Regions from separate parts of the Mus musculus genome. Here regions 1 and 2 are each linked to region 3. A link is a loop called in an ENCODE intact Hi-C map of the cell type or tissue named here. Cell type or tissue: heart. All regions are shown on one strand.

Region 1 (8,000 bases), 110 kb before region 3:
AGTCGGCACGCCATTTTTAATGTTCCTGCCAAGAGTGCCCCCCACCGAGCCCCCACCACTTCTGCAGGCAGATTAGCTTTCAAATGTGAGCAGGGACAAAGCTGGCTCAGAAGACTTAACTCTGCCCGATGGGTTTAGCCTAGCTTCAAAGCTTCCTCATTGGAACCAAAGGAGCAGGCACATCTCAGTGGGGGAGGGGGGACCAGCTGGGAGAGGGGAGGACCAGCTCAGGGAGGGAAAAAAAGGAGCATGGCTCCAAAGCCAGATTACTCACCACCACCACGACAGCTTGCAGCCAAGTGACACAGCAAGACCTGTCATGGTGGCCACCATCAGAAAAAAAAAAAAAAAAAAAAAAGAAGAAACTCAGTGAAGAGTCTATCACCGTCTTCTCCCTTGCCTGGATCCCAGTCTCACCTGGTCACCTAGCTCCCTCAAAATCTCAGGGCAACTTGCTTTGTTATCTGTGTAGCTGGTCTCTACTAAGCAGTACTTGGTGGAGTTAAGTCTCTCCGTTGAGTGCCTGCTATCTTCCTATGTGTGTCTGACTCCATGGAACTCTGAGCAGCTCAACAGGGTGGTTTACGGCAAGTACTCAATGAATGCATGCTCCCAGGCCACAGGGCATCTGTTTGTCCTTTCAATAGAAGAAAACAGGGAATCCACATGTTTTGCTGATTGTATTTTACAAACTAAGGAGAAAGGAGGGAAGCCTGGAGCTCTTTGTAAATTCTTTTTCTTTCTGATAGGAGGAACGTTTCAGAGAATGGGAATTAAGAGTATAGCCGTGAGGGGGGCAGGGAGAGGAAAGGCCAAGGCAAGCCAGGATGCTGGGTCCAGACCTGTAGCTGCCCACCCTAATGTGCTGGGGAGGCAGGCAGACCCCACCTACACAGTTCCCACCCTTGGCAGCCCTGGGTTCAAGTGCTGCACACAGGACAGGACAGATGACCTCTTGATTCCATGACTTCCTGGCCTAAGAAAACTGATCTGCCTTAGCCTTACCAACTGGAGGCTCCTGTGCATGGATCGGGCATTCAGCAAATAGTTGTGGAGTGAGTGAATGGACCCAACTGGGACCCAATACCCTACTAAGCCATAGAAAGCCTGCTGCCAAGTTCAGCCAAGGGCAGCCAAGCCCAGGAGGTAAGAGCAGCCAGAGTGTTACTCGGAGGTAGAGGCCGGCTGGTGTTTGCTAGGTTTGCTGGGGCCAGGCCTGGCTGGGCTGGGTAGGACTGGGGCTTCCAGAGCTCTTACTATTTCAACTGGGGATTTTTCTAACTCTCCCCTCCTCCTCCTCCTCCTCCTCCTTGGGCCTTCCTGATTGACAGCAATTGCTGGCTCTGACATGATTTAAAAATAGATATTAAGACCAGGAAGTTTAATTTTTAATGCTTTGGAAATGAACACAGGGCTGGCATTCCTTCACAGCCAGGTTCCAAGGGTCTCTCAGCGTATCTGCCAGGTGCTTCATCAGCAAGATGACCTCAGCAGCCAGACCTGACCCCACCCCATATCCAAAGATCTGCTTGTAAGCAGCCTCCTGGGGAACCATCCCTCACTTCCAGCACTATGGGAAATCCCTAACCGTGTCCCCCACCCCGTGCTGCCTGCTTCGCCTGCATCTCCTGCATGGAGAGATGAGCTGAGGCCAAGGCCCAACCTGACTGCCTTCTAGAATCCCTCAAGCCAAAAGGTACCCCACAGATTCGCTATAGCACTATAGGTTTCCTTAATTCACCGTACACAGATCTTAGTCTAGAGCCCACAAAGGCACTTATGGTGTGGCCATGCTGATATGGACCATGTGTGGCTAAGGTAGTGGAGAGGCCTGCCCTGGCCACCTACGCCCAAAGACAGAAAACAAGAGGAGCCTGACATTCAGGAAGATTCACCAGGAAACGCCCCCTGGCACTCAACCTGTGGTAGCTCTATGTCTTCCTTTCCCTTGCTCTAGCAGACACACTCAACACTGTCTCCTCTGCTACTAATTGGCCTTTTTAAAAAGGAGCAATCCACAAGGAATAGGCTTCCAAGGGAGCCAGGGTATCCCTGCTCTGCCAGCCATGACTTAAAGTGATAGGACAGCTCTGCTGGCAAGCAAGAGAAACGACGTATCCAGAGTGGCAGTTAGGGTACCCGTCTGCCCCAGCCCCCTCCATCTCAGACAGAACTGGATTCAACTGGATTCACATTGGGAGGAACTGGGCTGAGATCAGGATTTGCTGGCCAGAGAAAAAGTCATGTGGCTCCGGCACAAAGAGATGCATCTTGTATCCCTACCCCCACCCGCACCCCCACCACCACCATCCCCTTCCCCTTAGCAAAAGCACTCCAGGATATTCACTTAATCTCTGCTTGGAATATTCTTCCAGGCACTCCTGATAGGATCCAGAGGTACATGGGCTGAAAATTGTGTAGACTACAGCCTCCTATTCCTGACCATTAAGAAGCCAAAATTCTCTGTGGCCCTGAGAATCAGGGTGGGGATGGGGTGGGGTGGAAGGGACCGTGAAACAAGGATGGCCACAGATCCCGCTTCATTCTCTCCATCTATGTCAGGCCCCAAGAAAAGCTGCCCTCCTGGGTGCCCCCAGCTCCTCTGGTGCACTGGGCTGCCTACCAGGCTAGAACTGTCTGACTGAAGCCAGCATGCCAGGAACAGACCTGGACCCCCACCAGCAGGCAGGCACCCAGCAGCCCGAGAGGCACCTGCCCCTTTCTTCGTAAGAGGGAGGAGCAAGAACAGCCCAGCTCCACTCAGTCCTGCCCAGAGTGATGTCACCAGACCCTCACCAATGCCACTGCACTCAAAGTTCCACCCAGTGGTGAAGCAGGCAGCCAAGGGGGCTGCAGCGTGAGCCCACCAGAACCACACTGAACCAGGACTCCCCCAGAGGCTCCATCATATAGGAGGTGTGGTACTGTGTCTGGGAGATGACCAGCAGGCTCTGGATCCTGACTAGAGTCAAGTTCAACTCCAGGACTCAGAAAAAGCCTCTCTGGACCACGACAGTAAAATGTGATGGCTACATGCCCTAACTCCTGATCTCAGTAGGCTGAGTTTGACCCCTCCCTCCCTCCACTGTCTTCATTTCCTCCTGTGCTCCCCACTCACTGTGCAACAGAGCATCAGAGTCCTCCCAGGAAGTCCTCCTAGGAACCTTGCACATCCTCCCTACCACACTGTCTCCTCTCCTTCAGCATTTTCACCTGCTCCACCCTACATCAAGCTGAGAAGCACCTGCCTGGAGAAGGTCCTCACCTGAGTCCAGCATGAGGACTCACCATCCCCACATCCCTCCAATTCCCAGAAAGCACTGGCAAGTACATGGGGAACCATTCCTCTTCTGCTAGATTCCCCATCCTTCCTAAGATCCGCACCTCACTTCTGCATCTCATGTGGTAGTGGCATTTAAGAAATGTGTCTTTGAAACTCAACTTGCCCTAGTTTGTGATTTGTCATCAGAATTCTGAAAATATTAATTAGGGTGTCGGGGAGTGGGATAGTGCATCTCTCTTCTCTTCCAGGGGAGTTCTAATTAGGAGCAGGTAGTAAGATCTTTAACTTCTAACCTCACACTGGAAAGGGCATGTGTGTCAACAAAGTGCTGCCATGTTTGTAGAAAAGATAAAATCACTCCTCACACCAGGGCTTGAGGTGCTAGAAGGCCCTTATTATCAGCAGCTTTGCTATCTAACTTCTCTTCCCCATTACGTGGGACCTGGGGATCCTGACCAAGTAACACCACACTGTGATTCACTCCATTTGGTTGATTATAAACATATTACAGGTCCCCTGCCCCAAACCAAGCTAGAATCATTCAGAAGGCACCACAAGCAGTTATACCAACTTCAGCCAGCAGGCGGCGAGATGAGAATGGCCAGGAGCCCAGGCTGCTGGGCGAGTCACTGGTCAAAAGGCTCTAAATATCTACGCCCACAGAGTCTTCATATAATTAATATATGTGCAGTGGGGCAAACCAAAAAGGTAGAATGAAACTATGAAAGAGGAAAGAGAAGGTTGGAGCAGACAGCAAACATGACAGCACTGGTGTCGACCGAGACACCAGGGAAACGCACACAAGTACTTGGCAGATACAGATCCTGGCAAAGGAATGGAGAGAGCATAAGGCACTGGCTACAAGACGGTGACAGAGTAATTCTTAACATTCCAATGGTTCTCGTCACCAGAGAATCAGAGTCTCTGACCCAGCTTTCCTACAACTCCAACCACGTGACAGGTAACCCTAATCATCACAGTGCCCCTCCCCCTCCCCACCCCCACTATCCCATCCGGGAGTATGGAAACACCCACTTCATCTCAGACCCGTCTCATAGGGGAAGAAACCATGCACTCAGGTGCCTCCTTGACCCCCAGGCTATCACAGAGCTAAGGCAGTAAGGGCCGTGAAGACCATCCATCCTAACAGCCTGGATGGAGAAGAAGCCCCAATCTTAAGGGGCGCATGAGTCACTCAAGGTCACACAAAACTCTAACAAAGAACAGAAGGCAGAGGAGACTCACACTTCTTCCTTCGAAGCCTAGAGCTTCCTTCCCCTTCTCCAGAAAAGTGGCCCCCTCCACATACACCCCCCCAAAGTTTTTCTTAAAAGTGGATCACTCCACAGGAGATGCACACTACTGCCATGCAGCCTCGCTGAGATGTCTTTCTCCTGCCCCCAGGCTCCTCCTGGACCATGCTTGGCAGCTGACGGCCTCCAGCCAGTGGCAGGACGGAGCCTGGGGATGAGCCAAACATCTGTGCTGAGTAGTCTGAGCTCTGGTGAAGAAAGACGGAGGCAGGCAGTAGTGAGGACGAAAGAAGCAGAGATGAATTAAGTTTTCATCCAGTTTGTGTAACTCGTAAGTACTTGTGCACACAGTCACCAGCGTCACACATGAGACAGACGATATTCCCAAGCCAGCCCATCCATTGACACTTTCTCTAGAAAAATCATCTCCCTTTGTCCTTTTTGCTCATCCTGGAGGCTCCTGGAGCCTGGGAAAGAGTGGCCTGGCCAAGTGCTGGCTGCCCAGCCCACAGCAATCCCTCAAAAGCAGCAGCCTGTCCCTCATCGTGTATGGCTGCTTCCTCCTCTTCCTGGGAACCATGTAAATGAGCAGGGGACTGTGACCTCCACACCCCCACCCCACCCCCACAATGCTACAGACTGGCCTCCTGCCTCCAGGAGCAATAGAAGAAACTCAGAAACCATCCTCACGGCCCCCCACCAACCCAGGGGCACAGCTGTGCCGTCTGACCCACACCCATGATGCAGGTTCCCTGGTGCAGGTACTTCAGTGTGCCTTTTTTTTGGGAGAAGGAAGCAGTGGCAAACTTTCCAGCTTCCTGGGAGCAGAACGTGTCTCTCCTGGAAGACTGACAAGTTGAAGCCTCCATTCAGCCATGGAGAAGAGGGAAAAGGGAACAGAAAGATGCAGGGAGTGGGAGGGTGCCTTCAATTTTTAAAAGCACTTACCTTTGGGCAGATAAGGTAGAGCGAGGAGGAAGTAGAAGATATTCCTAGGGTGGAAAGCAAGGAGAAGGAGCAACGGAAGACTCAACAGTAAGGACTTACCCAGAATATCAAATTGAAGAGGAACATCGTGTACTTCAAGCAGCAGAGACAGCCCCTGGCCATGTTGCACTTCTTAAATTCTAGGAGGAACACAAAGGACAGGTCCAGGTAAAACACCACGTACTTGCTGCCTTTGGGTGCATTGTACTTGTCAGTCTTAATGCCGGCCTCCGTGCGGCTCTGACCCCGCGAACCCGCGGTGCCGTAGAAGGCGCCAGCCGTGAAGCCGCGGCCGAACGGGCGGCCAGAGGTGGACGGCTTGGCAAAGTCCGAGTCCTTGCTGTCCAAAGATGGACTCCGGTGGATCGAAGAATCCTCGCTACTCGACTTCTCCATGCTCGCCTCGTTCCCGGGGGGCACGAGGGGCGGGGGGCATTGCTCCCAGAGTGGGACGGAGGGGGCACCCCGGTCGGGCACGGGTTCTGAGCAAGCTGGCTGTTGGAGCTTCGCACGCCCCCTCTCTGCACCCGCGAGCAATAGCGGAGCAACCAACTGCCGGGGGTTCACTGCCTCTGGGACGGCGCCCCGCTCCCAGCCTTAGCCCGCTGGCCCGGGAGGGCTCTGCGGCACTGTTATAAGCACGCTTGGGGAGCCGGCTCGCCTGCGTAACTAGGCTTCTTTAGGGAGGCTGCAATTTGACTGCTCTTTCCCGGGCGGCTGCACCACCGACCGGACGCAGCACTCGAGGCGAAAGGGCGCTGGGATCCAAGCTCCGCAGGCACGCCTCTTCCAACCCGGAGCCCCACCACTTTGCGGGCGCTCGGCCTCCCTTGCTCCGCGACTTTGCGGAGCCGCTGCCGGCCCTGGGCTGCCCGGGTGCGCCGCGGGCAGAGAGCCTCGGATCCGCTGCAGCTGCAACCGCTGGGCTTGCCCTGCGAAATTCCAGCCCTGACTCTCGACTCTGAAATCGCCTAGAGCCCCTTCCCCGGGCTCTGGGCCCCGCCCCCTGCTTTGCATCCGACCAATGGGCTCAAGGTCTGCCTGGCTCCGGTAGGGGAGCTACCCCCCTCCCCAATGACACAATATCTTTAATAGGATTAGCGGTCTGCTTGTGTGCCTAAACTAGTGTGCCCAGAACCCTTCTAAATGTCAAGGGCTCGCTCAGTGGCTAGGAATGAACTAACACCTCCATGGGAAAGCACTGGTTTCTTGCCCCAGCAAGGGCCGCGACTAGAGGAGGGGGAGAACTGGAGACACCAAGAACCCTAGGAAGCCAGAGGATAGGTCTGGGGGGAAAGGCTGGAAGGGAAAGAAACGGTGGCCACTACTAGGCTGGCCTCCGCCCCCTAGGAACGTCGGGCCTGTCTAGCCTGGGGCACATGGTCCCAAGCAGTACCTTTACACACACACACACACACACACACACACACACACACACACACACACACACACACACACACACACACACCACGCTTTTGCACACGTGAGAATGGCTACTGCGCACTGGTAGAGGGGCCGCAGCAGAGACGCAAGGTGTAGGAAAGCGCCCTCAGGCCTCCGCGGGGCGCGCCGCCCTCCCTGCCCCCTCCACGCGCACACGCACGCGCGGCTCCGAGAGACTCCTGCAGCTGCGCAAGCCCCCGCCTCCGCGTTCCCGAGTGGGACGGCGGGCTGCAAGGGGCAGGCGGCTCAAGTGGGGCACTGCTTTTTGCCAGCAGAAGAGCAAGGTAGCAATGCTTTTTTGGTCACACCCGAGTCCTCTCGGAGCCGAGGTCAGAGAAAAGACAGGAGGTATGTGCCTGCCAGAGGAACATCCAAAAACAGCCCTTCATCCTCTTGTGAAGCGCTGCAATGAAGACAGCCTCCTCTGGGCTTATATGCAGAAGTCTGCATTGCTGACCTGGGGCCACCACGGTTTGCAAATGATAAAAACTAGAAGACTGAGTGGGGTGGGGGTGCGGGGGTTAGACACTGAGTCTCTCCTTTGTGCAGTGAGTCAGTGTGGGAGCTAAGTTTTACCAGGCTCCCAGCAGCTAACAAGGAGCTCAGCCTCTGGAAGGTACTCCATAGGGACGGCTAGATGGAGTCTACTCTGCAACCCCCAACCCTCTATCCTGAGCCCCAAGGGGGAGCCCTTGAGGAAACACCATAGTACTACTGCCTGCCCTTTGGGCAGCACAAAATCTAGTTAGGACAGGAAGTTACTGGAGGCACAGATAGACTCAGATGGTTGTGGCTATGCCCCGAGGGGTGGGGGGTGGGGGCAGTGATTCCAACTAGGGGGAATTCACCTTCACTTTGCCCCACCACCACCCTAGAGGTGATAACTCTGAGATCTGTTTTGACTCTTCTGGGTCCCTTCTGAACTCAGAAGCAAAGCTCTGTGTGAACAACCACCACTGGGTCTCTCCTTTGGGGACCAATGGTCCTGAGATACTGTCTGAAAAAAAAAAAAAAAACAAAGACAAAAGAAAAAA
Region 2 (8,000 bases), 82 kb before region 3:
TTCATCCATGCATTCAACCAATCTCAGATCAAAACTATTGGAAAAGTCAAAAAAAAAATGACATCTGTCATTTTGCTCTTGTCATTATTCCCTGGACAATATCGCACAAAGATTATTTGCATAGCATTTGCATCGCATTGCCTCCCTAAGTAACCCAGAGAGGTATGCAGGAAGATATGTGCAGTTATATGCAAATACTAACTACACCATTTTACATAAGAGACTTGACAGTCTATGGATTTTGGCATCTAAAAGGGGGTGGTCCTGGAAAGAACCCTCCTGAGGATACCAGGGAAGGCTTTGTATCTGGGATCTGTGCTAAGCAAAGCAGTGTTAGCAGAGCAAAGCCAAGTTTTCAACTATCTTATCTCCTAGATCTATTATAGGTACTCACAGGCATAGATAACTAACAATTACTGAGAAGAGGGGTAGATCTGAGGAGGTGGGCAACCCCGGAGCTTGCACAACACTCAGGATGGAAGACCCTCAGGGTTGGTGCTGACATCAAGTAAAGGTGACAAGAGGATGGATGGTCATTTCCAGACTGAAATCCAACAGTTTCTAAAGATTACCAAGTAAGCAAAATGACCTAGTTAACTGGGCTTAAAGCAACACACACACACACCAGAATAAAACCAGACAAGCCCTCACCCTCATAGAGTTTAAATTCTAAATTGAGGACACAGGGACAGCAATGAAGATTTAAGAAAAGTTGTGATGTTTTATCAAGAAAGTGAAAAGAGGGAAGAGAAGGGGAGGAGGGGGGTAGAGCAGGTGACTATTTGAAGAAGAAAGGTCTGGGAAGGTCTGGGGGCAGTTGGTGGCTGGGACTGCGGCATAGGTACAGAGGCAGTAAGAGAAAGATGACCCTGATTGATCGGGCCAGGAGAGCGCATGTATGCTTCTCCACACACTGGGACACGTACCAATTGTCCCAGTGGTGGGAACATGGAGCCCATGATTTTATGAGTCAAAGAACTTTGTTAATACAGCGACCTTAGTATCTGCTGAGTGAGGGGCTCCTTGTCAGAAGACCACAGTGTGACAGAAAAGCCTAAAGCTTCACCTGTCTGCTTCCTCATGGGTACCACCGGCTCTGCCCCACTGGCCACCACACTTAGTACCCCTAAGACCCTCATCTCTGTCGAGTCAATGCTACCGAGGAGGGATCTCGATGCCTAAGGCCACCTCACCTTGGTGCTGAGCGGGTGCCTCTCCCCCACAGCTCACAATCCACTAAATCAGATTTCGTCATCAGCATCGTGACTTTAACAACAAGGGGAGAGGGAGATGCCTGCTTCTTAAGGTTTTTCTCATAGAAGCTGCTTTTGGGGTCCCTTTGAAGAAAAGTTCAGAGAGGAGGGCCCAATACCAAGATGCAGTGAGTAGACAGGAAACCGGGGTGACTGAAAAATTTGTCTCCATAAATAAAGGAAGGAAAATATTGAGATCTGGCATGGACCAGTGAGGATGTGTCAAACTGCTCTGCTGTGTTCCTCGCAGACACCATAAAAGAGATGAATGGGAAAGACATTCAGATCTAACTGACACTTTCTGAGAACCTTCCATTTCCCAGCTGCTCTTCCGCCTCGCTCAGTTCTCACAGCGACTCCATGAGACAGGCATAGCTATTCCCAATGACAGAATTCCCGATGACAGATGTGGAATCCAGGAGTAAAAGGACTTGCTCAAGGTCGAGCAGCTCAAAACAGGAGATGGGCTCAGAACAGCCCATCTCACCCTAGCTTGAGACACCAGATTCCTACCTTAGAGCCCAGTCCACTGCTGCATGGGCTGGGGTGCATCCGCGGTATGATGGTTTGGATGTAGTATGTTCTCTGCAGGCTCAGGGTGAAGATTTAGAAGGTGGTACCGCCCTTCCTTCTCTAGAGGAAGTGGATCACTGGGAGAAGCCATTGGGGCTGGTAGCACATTCCAGCTGCACTCCTGCTGCCCTAAGGGGCCTTTCAACACCCCTTCACCCCACTGATATCCTTGCACTGTAGACGAGATAGCCCCCAGCAGCTTTGCACCAGGTATTACCAAGCAACAAGAAGGGTAGGTAACTAGTGAGAGGTCAGAGGGAGCCCGCAGACAAGCAGAGTGGGCCATTGAGCATGTGTCCCCCTTGTAGGAGGCAGCGGGATGGCCGTCAGACCCTCACCTGAGAATCAACCACTCAAGTCCTGGCCACACGTGGTCTTGCACAATTTTAGAGTGCATGGGAGGTGGAAAGTTGCCTGGGGGGCAGGAGGACACCATTGACAAATCTTCTGAGAGGTTGTCATTCATGCTCCTCTGAGAAAACTCATCAACTTGGTGGCTCCCCGAGTGGGGCTTGGATGGAGGAGGTATTGTTGCCCTGCCATTGATTCCCTATTTGAGGTTAATAGATATTTGTCTCCTCAGGGAGATATGCAGCATGTCACCACTATGCTATTCACTCTGCCAAGACCCCCCAAAGCAGTGAGCCAACTTACTATGGACCGAAACATTCAAACCTGTGAGCTGAAATAAACCCAGCCCCTTATCAAGTTGATTAGTTCAGGTATAATTTTATAGCATCACAAAGGAGAATGTGGGGATTTACATGGACACCAAGCTAGCTCATTCATTCATTCATTCATTCATCCACTCATTCAAATTCTCTCTCATTCTCTCTCTCCCCACCTCTCTCTCCCCCTTTCCCTTCCACCTCTTTGGCACAACTCCCCAAAACACAGACTTTGACTTCTCCTCTCAGAGGGCACCAAAGTCACTAAACTTTCCCCAACCACCAGAAACACTGCACATTAAGCAGAAAGAGAGAGCACTTAACAGAGAGGGGAGGCAGCCCAAGTATTGGGGCTCTTGCCCTCATGTGGAAGCTGCAGGGGGCCGGGAGAAGGCCCACGTGAGTGGAAGCTGAGCCAGCTCTCTCTTCTGACTACACTCCACAGCCTGGCCCATCCAGGAAGCCTGCTGCCAGACGGTCTGGACTGCGGAGACAGTGAGAGACAGGATGAGTGTGCGAACACCTCACGCTCCTGCTCCACTTAATACCACATGAAATCATCACCTGATAGTCCTCCCCTACCTTCCTCCTGAGTCACGTCCAAACCTGAGCTCATCCATCTACACGCCCACGCCGGCGGGAGAGGAGGCAGGGCCTTGGACAGACCTCGTCTTACTCATCTGCTCGGTGTACTGATGGAGATGCATAGAGAAGGAAGGAAGCGGGGTGACATCTTGGTTGCTTAGGGTCTGGGCTAGGAAGAGATCTGAGACTGGCCAAACCCTCCCCAGCCAGAGCCCAAGTCTCCCCCAGTCCTAGCATTTGTCTGGAGACACCCATCAGTAAGGAGACTGGATGCAGTAACTTGCAAGTACTGATGATTAGCAGACAGAACGAAGGGCTCACAGGAAGAAAAGGAGGGGAGAAGAGGCAGAAAAGAGGAATGTACACCTGCCCTGCCATTCCCCCATCCGTGACATCTCTCCCACCCAGGTACCCTCTTATGAGGCCAGGTCCTGACTGTCACCTGAGCTCCTATCTCTGCACACCCTGGGCATGAAGCACATGTTCCCACATCCTGGTCTCTTTCCTTCGGTGTCCCTGGGCATCAGGCACACTTGGGAACCTGCCTGGGCTGGCTCCTCTCGTGCTCTTGAATTGAAAAAGGCATAAACAAGTGGGCCAGAGGAGTGATTCTGATGAAGACCTTATCAGCTAAAGACGTGAAGCATCTGGAAAGAGTTAGTGCCACGCAGAGGGTAAAGATTTTCCCAACGATAAAGCAAAGCAGAAAAGGATCTCTGCCAAGGATGCTGATGCTGATGCTACCCCAGCTTTGCAAGGAGCCTTGCTGGTGTCATAGAGGGCCCAGGTCTGAGCTTCTTTTTCAAAGATTTATTTCTATTGTTTTTAATTCAGGGGGTGGTATAGGTATGTGCCCTGAGTACGGGTGCCTGCTGTGGCTAGAGGTGTTGGAGCTACAGACAGGTGTGAGTTGTTGCCCAATGTGGGTGTTGGGAATGAACCTGGGTCCGCTGTGCTTAACCACTGAGCCATCTCTTCAGGCCTGGGCTTCTAAGGCATCTTTGCATGCACATTGTGTACAAGAGGGATCCCTCTGAGTTCTGACCTTCCCTGGACCCCAGGCCCTGCCTTCATTTACAAAAAGTCCTGCTGACTTCAGTCTCCTAGAGAAGATGCCTATGACTTATGGCCGAAAGCACCACCAAGAAGGGCTGGAGATGGTCATCAGTACAAATGGGTGCAGTGCCAATTTATCTCCACCAGGGGGCACCAGCCAAGGCCCTGGAGGAAACTCTATCCACATGGGTCCCCAAATTCCACTTGATGGCTATACCAACTCCAATGGCCTCTAGTCCCTGTGATCCTAAGCTTACCCATGAGGCCACAGGAAGCCCATGCTCACCACACTTCTGCAGCAGCTACCTGGACATGAAGCACACTGTGGGGGTGGTACATGCCTCAGTGATAGCCCATGGTGGGCTCCGAGCCCCATACCCACCCCAGCATGACTCTACCGTTCTTCTCAAGCTAACCATGGGTGCATCCCACCACTACCTTGTACTGAGTGTATGTATGCCTAGCACTCCATGACCACGAAGCATGAAGGCGGGCACAAAAGAACATAATAAGCATGCCTACCTTCCCAGGCGTACAATGTTTTCTACCCCCGGCTGATCAATACTGTGTGGATATACAATTGTATGTCACCCCCAAAACACAACCAGGGAAAAGAGTCCTAGTTCTCAGACTCGTTGGTCTTCAGTGAAATTAGCAGAAGCCATGGTGAGAGGGCACAGCACAACACCCAGAACGGCTAGACCAGGAACAAGACAAACTGCCAGGAGCTTAGCCATGGCCCTTCCACACCTGCTTCACCCAGATTGGTGCAGCCAGCTTGGAAGACCAATAATGGCCTACAAACGTAGACTGGTGTAGACCCATCGTCTATGTCTCAGTAATTGCTCTCTGAAGTCCGCCAACAGAAAGGGGTCTGATGAATACGGTATGTCAGAATGTCTACAGAACTGTTGCTTCAAAAGTAACCCAAATCTGGAAAACTACCAAAATGTTCAGCAAGGGGAAAAACCAAACTCCATCAACTGTGACCCAGACACAAAGCACAAGGATATTCAGCCATGAAAGAGGTTCCGGACACTCACTACATACGTGAATCTTCTTGGTTTAAAACTGTTCTTTTAAAGCCAGGTACAAAAGAGAGCCTACAGTATGTCTAGTTATAAAGTTCAAAAGCAAATCTACGCTAGCCGCTGTCCGGGTGGTGGTTATCCTTGACCTAGAAAGGCTATAGCAGTGTGGAGTGGGTTTGAAGGTGTTGAAACTGCCCCTTAGTCGGGGCCTGTGGATGTATTCACTTCATTAAAACTGAATGCTGAACTTTGAAGAGTGTGTTATCCTTTGACAGAAAATCAAGACAACTTCCCATTTCCAAACCATCTGCTCACCCGTGTGGCCCCTCTCGCATGAGAGGCCAACCTGTCCACATGAGGCTGATCACGGATCGGCTCTGACTGTAGCAACTGCTGTTTTTCATCTCGACGGCACGGACCCGAGCTCCGTAGTGTAACGCTTTGATCCTATTCTTAGTAAAACCTCATTAATCAGTAATAAGAAATCCTTCCCAAATTAGTGAAAAGTACAAAATATGGAACATTTGTCTAAAGAAAGGCGGCATTGCGCTTTCAATAGCTGAACACATTAAAATTAAAATCTAAATGTCTACTAAAGTTAATGGGAAAAAAAAAAAAAACAGTGTGTTTCAGCTGACATTGCTTGAATGTTACTAGTGCCCTGTCCTGCCCATAAGAGGTCCTTATGAATGGCAAATACATCTGCTGCATGACAAAGTGACCAAATACCAGTACTTTGAGGGTCACTCTGCCCGGGCTGTCTTTCACTCCCACACCCTGGTCACTTCCTCCCCAGCCTATGGACTGGCAAAGCTGACTTCCTCCAAACCACAGGTCCTCCTTGAGGACCGTCCTCCACAGAACGATGCCCGTGAACATGACCCACATACAGGCTGCTTGGGAGACTTATGACACCCATGAGAGTCTGGCACCACCAACGATGGGGGCCGACTCCAGCAGGCAGCAAGATGAGAACTCTAGGCATCATCATAAATAAAACCTCTGCTCGGTAGCTAATCTCACAGGCGCCTCGCAAATGCTCCAACAGCTCGACCAGGGCTCACGTGCAGCCTCGGGAGCTCCCAGAAGGAGGAACCTATCTCCCTGACCGACTCTGCAGGATCAGCTCTGCCAGGGAAGCTTGCCGGGCCTCAGTAGACCCTCTCTATAATGGGGAGAAGAGACTCCAACTCTGCCCCAGCTTCACAATGTAACAAAGGAGCTGACCTGCTGGCGCTTTAAATCCCCCTGGATGCCCCTGCCTGACCCAAGAACCTGGGGAGTAATGGCTCAAAGGAAGCAATTTTCTGGAGGCCACGCTAGAGTACAAAGAGCAGCAGTACCTGCCCAGGGGATTGACATTTGACAACATTTACTGAAAAATGAGTGAATGACCCGGTTCCCAGCCAACACCCCTCAGTCAGGAGTAAGCCACCCTTCGCTCTCCTGCCCTCAGAGAAACAAGCACTTGGCTTGGTAAAGTTATCCCCTGAGCCTGGCCCCTCTGCTGAGACCGCCTCACTCTATGCCTGGGCACTGGGGCCTGCAGACCTCCATGCTATCTCGGGAGAAGGGAAGGCAGGCGGCTGAGTTCAGCCTCCCTTCCCCCAGCCTGGGCTGTGAGCAGACTTCCCCTCCTCCAGCCCCACCACCTGTCTCTGACCAAAAACGGATCACAGGGAGGCATTTCCTGCACTCTGCAAGCTTACTGACCCTGGAGGTTAATCCCGCTGCTCCTGTGGCCAGGCCACAAGCTGAAGACACCCTCCCTGTGAGTGAGCCGCAGAATCCTAGAATTTCAGGGCCCTAAAGAGTCTGAGATGCCAGGAAGTTCCAGGCTCCGAAATGTCCAGGGATTATCCCAAGGTCGCACAGCAGAAACTGGAAGGCCTACACAGCTCCGTCCTGTGGTCTGCCAGCCTAACGCTGTTCTCTACACCCGAGAAGAACCTTCCCTGGTCCTGAATGTTGCCTGGACACAGAGGGAAGAACAAAACCACCCATCAGCAACTTCTACCTCCAGCAAAGGATGGGGGTCTTTTGTATCCGCCACCCTGCGCTGCCATACCACTCTTCCCGGGAAGTATCCCTACCCAGCATCCTACTCCAGAAACGGCTGGAGTCACTCTCCCCTAGCCATCCTGAAACAACGGCAGAGCCAGGGAGAACAGCTACACTGGCAGGAGGAGAAGAAAGTCCAAGAGTAGGGAAGAGCAGGGAGATCTGGAAGCAGCCTCCAGGCCTCTGCTGCCCTTCCAAGTCTCCGTTACTCAGAGTATCTGTCCTTGGCTTATTGGAAAAGTACACTCCAAATGCCCACCACACCACATGTGGAAAGGTGAGCTCTCTCTTGCCTCAACTGCTGACTTCAGCAAAACTCTGCCTTCCTTTCTGCTTCACAGACTCTGGATCCGAAAACAGACATAAGCTTGCCTCTCGGGGCAATAATGAGAACCAAAGGCAACTATCCCCACAGCGGTACACAAGGACAGAGAAAGCTCCACTCCTTCCAAAGCCCGGCCATCATTTCCTTCCTCCCTCTTCTCCCACTAGGGGTTTGCATGAAATGAACACTGCAGCCCTAATCTCAGGGCCGTTCATCCTAGGACACTACAACTGGTCATCTTAGTGCCTTTCCAACTGGCCCCCACCCCAGCTCATCACCATGCTGCAGGCCAGAACCTGTGGCAGAGGGCTGACCAGGGTTGCGGCTGCCTCCCCAGCAAGAGTGAGAAACACATCAGGACATCAGTGAGAGCAGGTGAGCCTCTAATGTCCCCAAGGCAACAGCTCACACTAGAGGTTTTCCCGCATCCTCCAAGGCAGAACGTGGG
Region 3 (8,000 bases):
GGGGGAGGCAGAGAGAAGGGGGAAGAGGAGAGGGAGAAGGCTCAAAAAAAAAATACAAAAATGTCATAATGGAACCTGTTACTTTGTATGCTAACTTAAAATGAATAAAAAGATGTAACGTATAAATTGACTGGGTGCTGAGATCATGTTACACTGTTAGTTTAGGTGCTACTGGAGGCCCTGGAGACTTTCATCCTGGTCCTCCAAAATGGGGAGCAGGGATGGACAGAAACTTGCCCAAGGCTTCACACGTGGCGGAAGGGAGGGAGCAGATAGGCTCAGTAAAGATGGAGACAGACAGATGCTCTACGAAGCTTCCAGATCCAGCCCTACTTCTCTCTCAGTAAGCTTTGTAGCATTAAAGATAATTTATTCTAGTGCCATCTCCCTAACCAAGAAGGCGGGTAAAAGTAAGACCCCAAGGACAAGTATAGATCATTAACAGTAAATCCAGCGTATGTGTGGCAAATGCATTTGGCTTACCATAAATTACCACATGAACACTAGTTGTTAGTATTAATATTACATCTCTGCTCGCAGAGTTCAAGAGCCCTCCCAAGCAGACCAAATAGAAGAAAAGACAACAGCAGACCATTCTGAAGCACTCCCATTGTTCCTGGCCTTGTGCACAGTGGGTCTTCAACTAAAAGAACTGAGTAACACTTGGAGTTGTACATACCCCAATGTCCTTCCCTCTCTCACCCCACCCACCAACTCTAGACTCAGCCACATCAAGCACCAGGACCAGGCTGATATAGGAAGTGTTGTGATTGTCTGACTCCTGCCTGCTGCATTCCTCAGCTAAATATAAATGATTTGCCAAGTCCATTGTTTGAGATGCTCCACAATCCCTCTCCTATTGCTCGCACCTGGAAAACAAACACACACACACACACACACACACACCCTTCCCGGAGGCTGTTCTGAATAGAGAAGGAGCAGACAGGTCTGTAGGAATCAAAGCAAGAGTTCTTTGTGCTTTCCACTAGTCCAGGAATGCTGCCTGGAGGAGGAAATGCCTGAGTCACCCCAGGGGAGGGGGCAGATGCAGGTCAAAAAGGCAACTTTAGTTCTCTGAGCCAAGAAAGGTAAACTGCTGCATTCTTGCCCACGGTGTGAAGAGGCAAGATCATTCCAGCTTTGCGGAGAGCTTACTACACCAACTGCCAACTTCTCCAGTCATCTGGAGAAAGATGCTAAAGAGATCAGTATCCTTCATAATAGACAGAAGCGAAGGAAAACTCTGGTCCATGATGCACGGCTACAATTGCCGCTGTCACAAGCTGTTGCTTGTTTAGACTTTTTTTTTTCAACCACATGAAAGTTTTTTTAAAGGCCCAAACTTGAGCGCACAGATGGGCTACATCGCAGATCGAGGGGTGTGCCAAAGCCCTGTCACTCTAAGAGCCTCTCGGCCAGCAGTAGCCTGAGGAATAGCTGGGGGGTTCAATGGGTCTGTAGACAGGCCCAGACCGTGTCTGCGGCCCTGGGTGAACCGTCTCCAGCCGGTCTACGAGATCCCTGACGGCTCCGGGGGGGATCTCCCTTCCTGTGGCATCTAGGGTCTCCCATCCCTGGGCTGGGGAATAAGGCGGCTGAGGTCCACAGCCCTGCAGCCCCACATTCCTGAGACCTCGCTGACCCTCACCAAGAGCCTGGGGGGCGCGGTGACAAGCCCCTCACGTCCCGGCCCCTTCCCGCCCCTCCTCTGTCACCCCTCCCTCGACCCACCCTCCTACCTCCCCCACCCCGGGGAGTTCCGCCTCCCCGGGCGCCCCCAGACTCCCACCCTGCTAGGAATCCGATCGAGGCCGGGCCCCGCCTGCGCCGCGCTGAACCCCAGCAACTTCGCGCGCCCCGGAGCCCCGAGTCGCCAGCCCGCCCGGGCCGCACTCACCGCGCTTGGACTCGGTGTGGCGCCCCGGCTCCGCTCCCTCCCGCACCGCGGCGGCCAGCGGAAACGGGGGGCGGGGCCGGCAGGCGGAGGGGGTGGGGCCTCACCGGGCGGCGGGGCGGGGGTCTGGCTGCACGGGGGCGGGACCAGTAAGGGGCGGGGTGGGAGGGGCGGACAGAATGGGGACCAGGCGTCCGAGCTGTGGGAGGACCCGGCTGCCAGAGGCAAAGCAAAGACGATTGAAAGAGGCGAAGGCCTCAGGGGAGCCCCCTCCACAATGGCCATGTGTCCCGCGTAAGCACTGGAGGGAGTACGGTGCTGTTTTCCTCTCGGGGTTCTAGGAACCTCCCTCTGCACCCCGATTCCCTGTTCTCCTGTTCTCCCAAGGTGGCACTACTGCGCCAGTCGCCTGCGACTATCTGACGGCCCCGCCCCCTCCTGGGGCTGGACCGAGGGAGGGCAGGGCCTGAAAGGTGGAACTCGTGGGCTGGGCACTCACACAAGCTACCCCAAGGCTGCCGAACCAGGGTCTCAGCTTTCCGGCTCGTGTCCGTCTTCGGGCCTCACCATCCTCACCCCGCACCTAAGAAATACTTGCCTGGTATTTCGGGAGGACTATTTGAGATGTTGACCACGCGGGTGTGAGTTAGATAACTGCCCTAAGATACCCTGTTGGAGGAGCGGCTACCTCCACTTGAGCTAGAGACTCCAAGGGTTAGCGAAGGACACTCGAGGGAGGGACCGAGCGGAAGCAGGAGATTCATCTCTGGCCTACCTTCCTGCAGGCATAGATTCATATAAACACCTCATCTAAACTTGTTTCTGAAGTGGACCCTAAAACTCTCGCCTCTCTGTTCGTATTGTCATAGAAAGTTTTCTGTTCTCATAAGTGCACTGAAATCTCAGCAGAAGAAGAATGTTTTGAGACAGATCTCACCGTGTAGCTCTGGCTGGCCTGAAACTCACTATGTAGACCAGGCTAGCCAGGACCTCACTGAGTGGATCACCCATGCTGACCTCCAATTCACAGAGCTCTTTCTGCCTTTGCTTCCTTCCTAGGTGCAAGGATTAAAGACATCCCACCATGCCCAGTGGAAGACAACTTTTTCTTTCTTTGCTTTGCTTTGATAGTCGCTGGCTATGTTGCTCAAATGGCCTCCTGAGGGGCTGGGACTGTGAGCACAGGCCACCAAATCCAGCTTGAGATAAAGTGTTTAAATCGCAAGGCTCACCCCTGTATTCTCCAGCTACCTGGCTGTTTCCACTTCTCTCCTGGGTTACCTCACATGGTCTTGCTTGTTTCTGTTAGACTTAACCCATAATCCAGCCCCTAGAACTCTCATTTCCCACAGAGAGAAATGGTCTCCTCTCTTCCTTCAGAGTCTCATTCACACCCAATCCCTGGGATGAAATCTTGCCAGGGTGACCCCCACCGGCAGCACTACGAGGGATCAGCTCTGCCTACTTTGCAGTTGAGGGGGTACAGAGAAGAGGCCTGGTGATGGAATCAGACAAAGCAGCCTGCTAAGGTGCAAACTCCCAGATTCAGAGCCACATGTGTCTGATCCTGCCTGCCTCTTCTAGGCCGTGGGCTCTAGGCCATGGGCTCCTCACACCAATAGCACCCCTCCAAGTTTAGGACATGTGAGGATTGTCTAAGATAATGAAAATGGATTGGGTGAATGCTAATTCCACCCCTACACACACACACACACACCTCACTTGAAAGGAACATGAGCAGATCTGACATCTTGGAATTACGAGAACCTTGAGATATCTCTCCTCAGTCGTAAGCCAGGTAGCCCAACTCACTTTGACACAGCCAGGCACAGAGAGAGCTGGGAGCCTGTAGAGCTCATAGCTTCAGGAAAATGCTATTGGAAACGCTGAAGGAAAAGGAATTAATTATTCAGCACAAAGAAGCAAAGTGACCTATGAGCTGTGTGGTAAGCATGCTGTGATTGTGTCCACTGAAGGGAAAACGCAAATAAACCTTACAGTGAAGCTTTTGGAGAAAGAACTCCAAAACCCATGGGTACCAGGCTTCTGAAGAATTCCACTATGTTTCAGAAACAGTGAAGGATAACTGTATATTGAGCTAGATACACATACAGGAAGTTCATCCAAGTTCTGGGGGCACATTACATCCACTGCTCTTGCCCTGGCATGGCTTTTAATAATTCTGCTTTTGCTCTCAGGATACCCTAATTTGCACAATAAATTATATGCCACTTTAACTATGACCACAGGCGATACTCGGAACAGCTCCTCCCAGCCCCGAATGCCAATGATATTTCTGGCTTTTCTGGGTCTCCCAGAGTTTCGTAAGATAGAAAGTTGGTTTATCCCCTTAAAATTACCATACCAAATCAAAAATGATAATAAGCAAAAAGTACATTTGCAGCCAGCCGCCCCAAGTCAAGGGACAGTGGCTGATGGATGGTGCCACCTCATGGGAAGAATTGGTCCTGCAAGGACACTGAGTTTCCTGTAGACTGTGACAGCTAACATCTACCAAGAGCTTGTGTGCCACCACTGTCTCCACAACAACCTCTACCATCCCATCATTCTATAGAAAGGGAGATTGAGCCTCAGAAAGCCAGGGAATTCCTCTCAGGCCATTCAAACGGCAACAAAGACTAAGCGAGGAGGCCGGGGAGGTGACTTAATTGATAAAATGTTTTACTAAGTATGAGGACCTGAACGTAATACGTCCGTTGGTAATCCCCCAGTAAGGAGCTCTGACAGGAGGATAGTGGGGACTCACTAGACAGTGGGGCAAACTCCAGACCCTAACTCAACAAAGAAGATGGAAAAGAATAGGAAAAGACACCACACTGACCTGGGGGGTGGGGCGGGGGGAGAGGATGATGATGATGATGATGATGATGATGATGGAGGAGGAGTAACAAGTCTTTGTTTTAGGTGTTACTGGTGTTGGCTGGGAAATGTAGCTCTGAGTAGACCACATGCTTCGCATGCACCAAGGCCTTTGATTCAGTCCCCAATACAAACAAACAAATAACTTTGCTCTTTAATCGCTGAATCTGGCAACTGTGCCCATTTCATTGATCATAGATAAAACAATTGCAAAACATTCATTAGCAGGCAGTTGGAGCTGCATAGCAACTCCCTCTCTCACAAACAAAAGCAAATGAACAGAGAACAAAATAAAACATGCACTGAATCAAAGACTGGCAAACATAAAGGCCCAGAGAGTAAATACTTCTGGCTCTGTAGGTATACATTCTCTGTCCCACTCATGCAGAACAAATTGTACAAAAACCATAACTGTACAAAAATAAATGAACATGACTGTGTCCCAATAAAACTTTATTTACAAAAACAGGAACTGAACTTCAGTCTGCCAACTCCACCTCCAACTAGTGTCTTTTTCATATTGGGGTGTGCCAACTCCTGCCTAGCCTCAGATGTATTGTGGGAGTGGGGAATGTAAAACACAGAAAAAGATTAATCATTGAGCATAATGACTACCAGTAATCCTATCAGCATGTATATACATGTATGCGACGATCAGCAATTCTATCAGCATGTATATGCATGTATGTGACCAAAAATGGGCCCGCACCCACAGAAGGAGTGCCTCTCAAGTAGAGACAGGTTTAGGGTGAGTTTTATAAGGTCTTGATTAGACCTGCCTGAAGAAAAGCAGATTCTGTGTCTGGGTCAGCATGGACTGTGTAAAGAGAGAAAGGCATTCCTCAAACCACAACAGGAATCCCAGAAGTCAAGGAAAGCAGAGCTCCCCTGCAGGAGACCTTCCGGTGAAGCAATGCTGTGGGCATTCCTCTCCTGTGGTGCAGAGCATGAAGAAGCACATGGTAACTATCTGTGAGGGGAGGGGACAGGGGGAGGACATGCATGCGGGCACTCACCAGCAGAGCATGTGGCTAGCAACTGTGAAATCCTAATGGTTGCTTGAAATCAATAAGTACAATAGTGATGGACACATTAGCCATGTTTACCATCAGTTTTCTCATTGAGCAACTATAGAATGTTAGTCTCTGCTCATTGAGGGCAGTGACATAGTTTAAAACTCACACCTCAGATTCTACCCTGGAGAGCACGTATAAAAAGACTGCTCAAAGATGTCCCTCAACAGAGGAGTGGATACAGAAAATGTGGTACATTTACACAATGGAGTACTACTCAGCTATTAAAAACAATGGATTTATGGAATTGTTGGACAAATGGATGTATCTGGAGGATATCATCCTTAGTGAGGTAACCCAACCACAAAAGAAGTCATTAGATATGCACTCACAGATAAGTGGATATTAGCCTAGAAACATAGAACACCCAAGATACAATTTGCAAAACACAAGAAAATCAAGAAGAGAGAAGACCAATGGGTGGATACTTCGTTCCTCTTTAGATTGGGAACAAAACACCCATGAAAGGAGTTACAGAGACAAAGTTTGGAGCTAAGACAAAAGGATGGACTATCCAGAGACTACCCTACCCGGGGAGCCATCCCATAATCATCCACCAAACCCAGACACTATTGCATATGCCAGCAAGATTTTGCTGAAGGGACCCTGTTATAGCTGTCTCATATGAGGCTATGCCAGTGCCTGGCAAATACAGAAGTGGATGCTCACAGTCATCTATAAGATGGAACACAGGACCCCCAATGGAGAAGCTAGAGAAAGCACCCAAGGAGCTGAATGGGGTCTGCAACCCTATATGTAGAAAAACAATATGAACTAACCAGTACCCCCAGAGCTCATATCTCTAGCTGCATTTGTAGCAGAAGATGGCCTAGTCGGCCATCACTGGGAAGAGAGTCCCCTTGGTATTACAAACTTTATATGCCCCAGTACAGGGGAATGCCAGGGCCAAGAAGCAGGAGTGGGTGGGGAGGGGAGCAGGGCAGAGGGAGGGTATAGGGAACTTTCAGGATAGCATTTGAAATGTATATAAAGAAAATATCTAATAAAAATTAATTAATTAATTTAGGAAAAAAAAAAAGACTGGTCAATTCAAATCATGGTGGTGGGAGTAGAGAGGAAGCTCAGTGCTTAAGAGCAGGCTGCTCTTCCAGAGGACCTGGGTTTGATTGCCAGCACTCACGTGGCAGCTCATAACCCTCTCTAACTCCAAATCCAGGACATCTGATGGCTTCTAGGGGTGCTGTACCCACATGGTACACAGTTGTGATTGCTGACAAAGCATTCATACATATAAAATAAAACACACGGTAGTGCATGGGCGGCAGAGGTAGGTGAGTCTTTGGATTATAGGCAAGTCAGGTTGATGTAGTGAGTCCCAAGCCAGTTAGGACTACATAGTGAGGTCCTGTCTCAATAAATAAATGAATGAATAAATAAACATAAATAAACAGGAACTGAAGAGATAGCTCAGAGGTCAAGATCCCTGCTCTTCTGGCCTCTGAGAACACTAGACCTGCAAAGGTTTTACAGACATACATGCAGGAAAAACACCCATACACGTAAAATAATGATAAAATAATTTAAAGATATAAAATAAAACCTTTAGCCAGGAATGATGGCCACCACTATAATCCTAGCACTTGGGAGTCAGGAACAGGCGGACCTCTATAAGCTCAAAGCCAGTCTAGTCTACACAGTGAGTTCCAGTCCAGAGAAGGCTACAGAGTAGACTCTCAAAAATAAAATAGTAAATAAACACTACACCCAAACGTGAGCTTGCCATAGCACTGAAAAAGCCAGTGATGCGGGGGGTGGGGGGGTGGGGGCTTGATCTAAGATACAGACAGAGACTCACATAAGCAGAGGAGCACACCTGCCAGGCTCAGGAGTTCCATGTGTATTTATGCTCTTTACTAAATAAGTCATCACCGAAGTGTTTCAAACAAGAGAGCAACACTTGCCGTGTGTGTAGTGGCGCATGCCTGTAATCCCAGCACTTAGGCTGAGGTAAGCAGATCACAAGAATCACGAATTATAGGCCATTGTGTGTGACATTAAAAAGAGAGTGATGTGATCAGATTTGCATTTTGAACCTCTGACTCTGGGTGGAGTAGAGAAGGGATTAGAGGGAACTCAGTTTTAAAAACGGATACAGGAGACTTCAACAATAAAGCTAAAAACGGAGCTTTGTC

Evidence for each region. Peaks named below come from ENCODE experiments on the same cell type or tissue, not always from the same donor. Only the 100,000 strongest peaks of a DNase experiment are listed, where the experiment ranks them.
Region 1: it touches region 3 in a loop (5-fold over the local background); 16 of 42 quality-filtered maps call a loop at or near these places.
Region 2: it touches region 3 in a loop (6-fold over the local background); 3 of 42 quality-filtered maps call a loop at or near these places.

Annotation. Positions count from the first base shown.
Region 1 is chr6:128,028,583-128,036,582 of GRCm38, forward strand. Tspan9 (tetraspanin 9) reads right to left here and starts at 6,480. Exons shown (of 7, transcript NM_001379136.1): 1 at 5,584-6,480. The coding sequence starts at 5,919. In heart, CTCF peaks have their summits at 6,047 and 7,657; DNase peaks (open chromatin) are centred at 3,899, 4,749, 6,019, 6,539 and 4 weaker places; H3K4me3 peaks cover 4,020 bases; H3K27ac peaks cover 5,243 bases.
Region 2 is chr6:128,059,415-128,067,414 of GRCm38, forward strand. It overlaps a transcript of Tspan9 not described here. Among named protein-coding and RNA genes, the nearest start is that of Gm34416, 24 kb to the left of the region's middle. In heart, a CTCF peak has its summit at 4,281 (motif pointing right); a DNase peak (open chromatin) is centred at 4,347; H3K27ac peaks cover 4,224 bases.
Region 3 is chr6:128,141,617-128,149,616 of GRCm38, forward strand. It overlaps a transcript of Tspan9 not described here. Among named protein-coding and RNA genes, the nearest start is that of 9330102E08Rik, 38 kb to the right of the region's middle. In heart, a CTCF peak has its summit at 4,348; DNase peaks (open chromatin) are centred at 865, 1,495, 2,075 and 2,305; H3K4me3 peaks cover 2,708 bases; H3K27ac peaks cover 2,676 bases.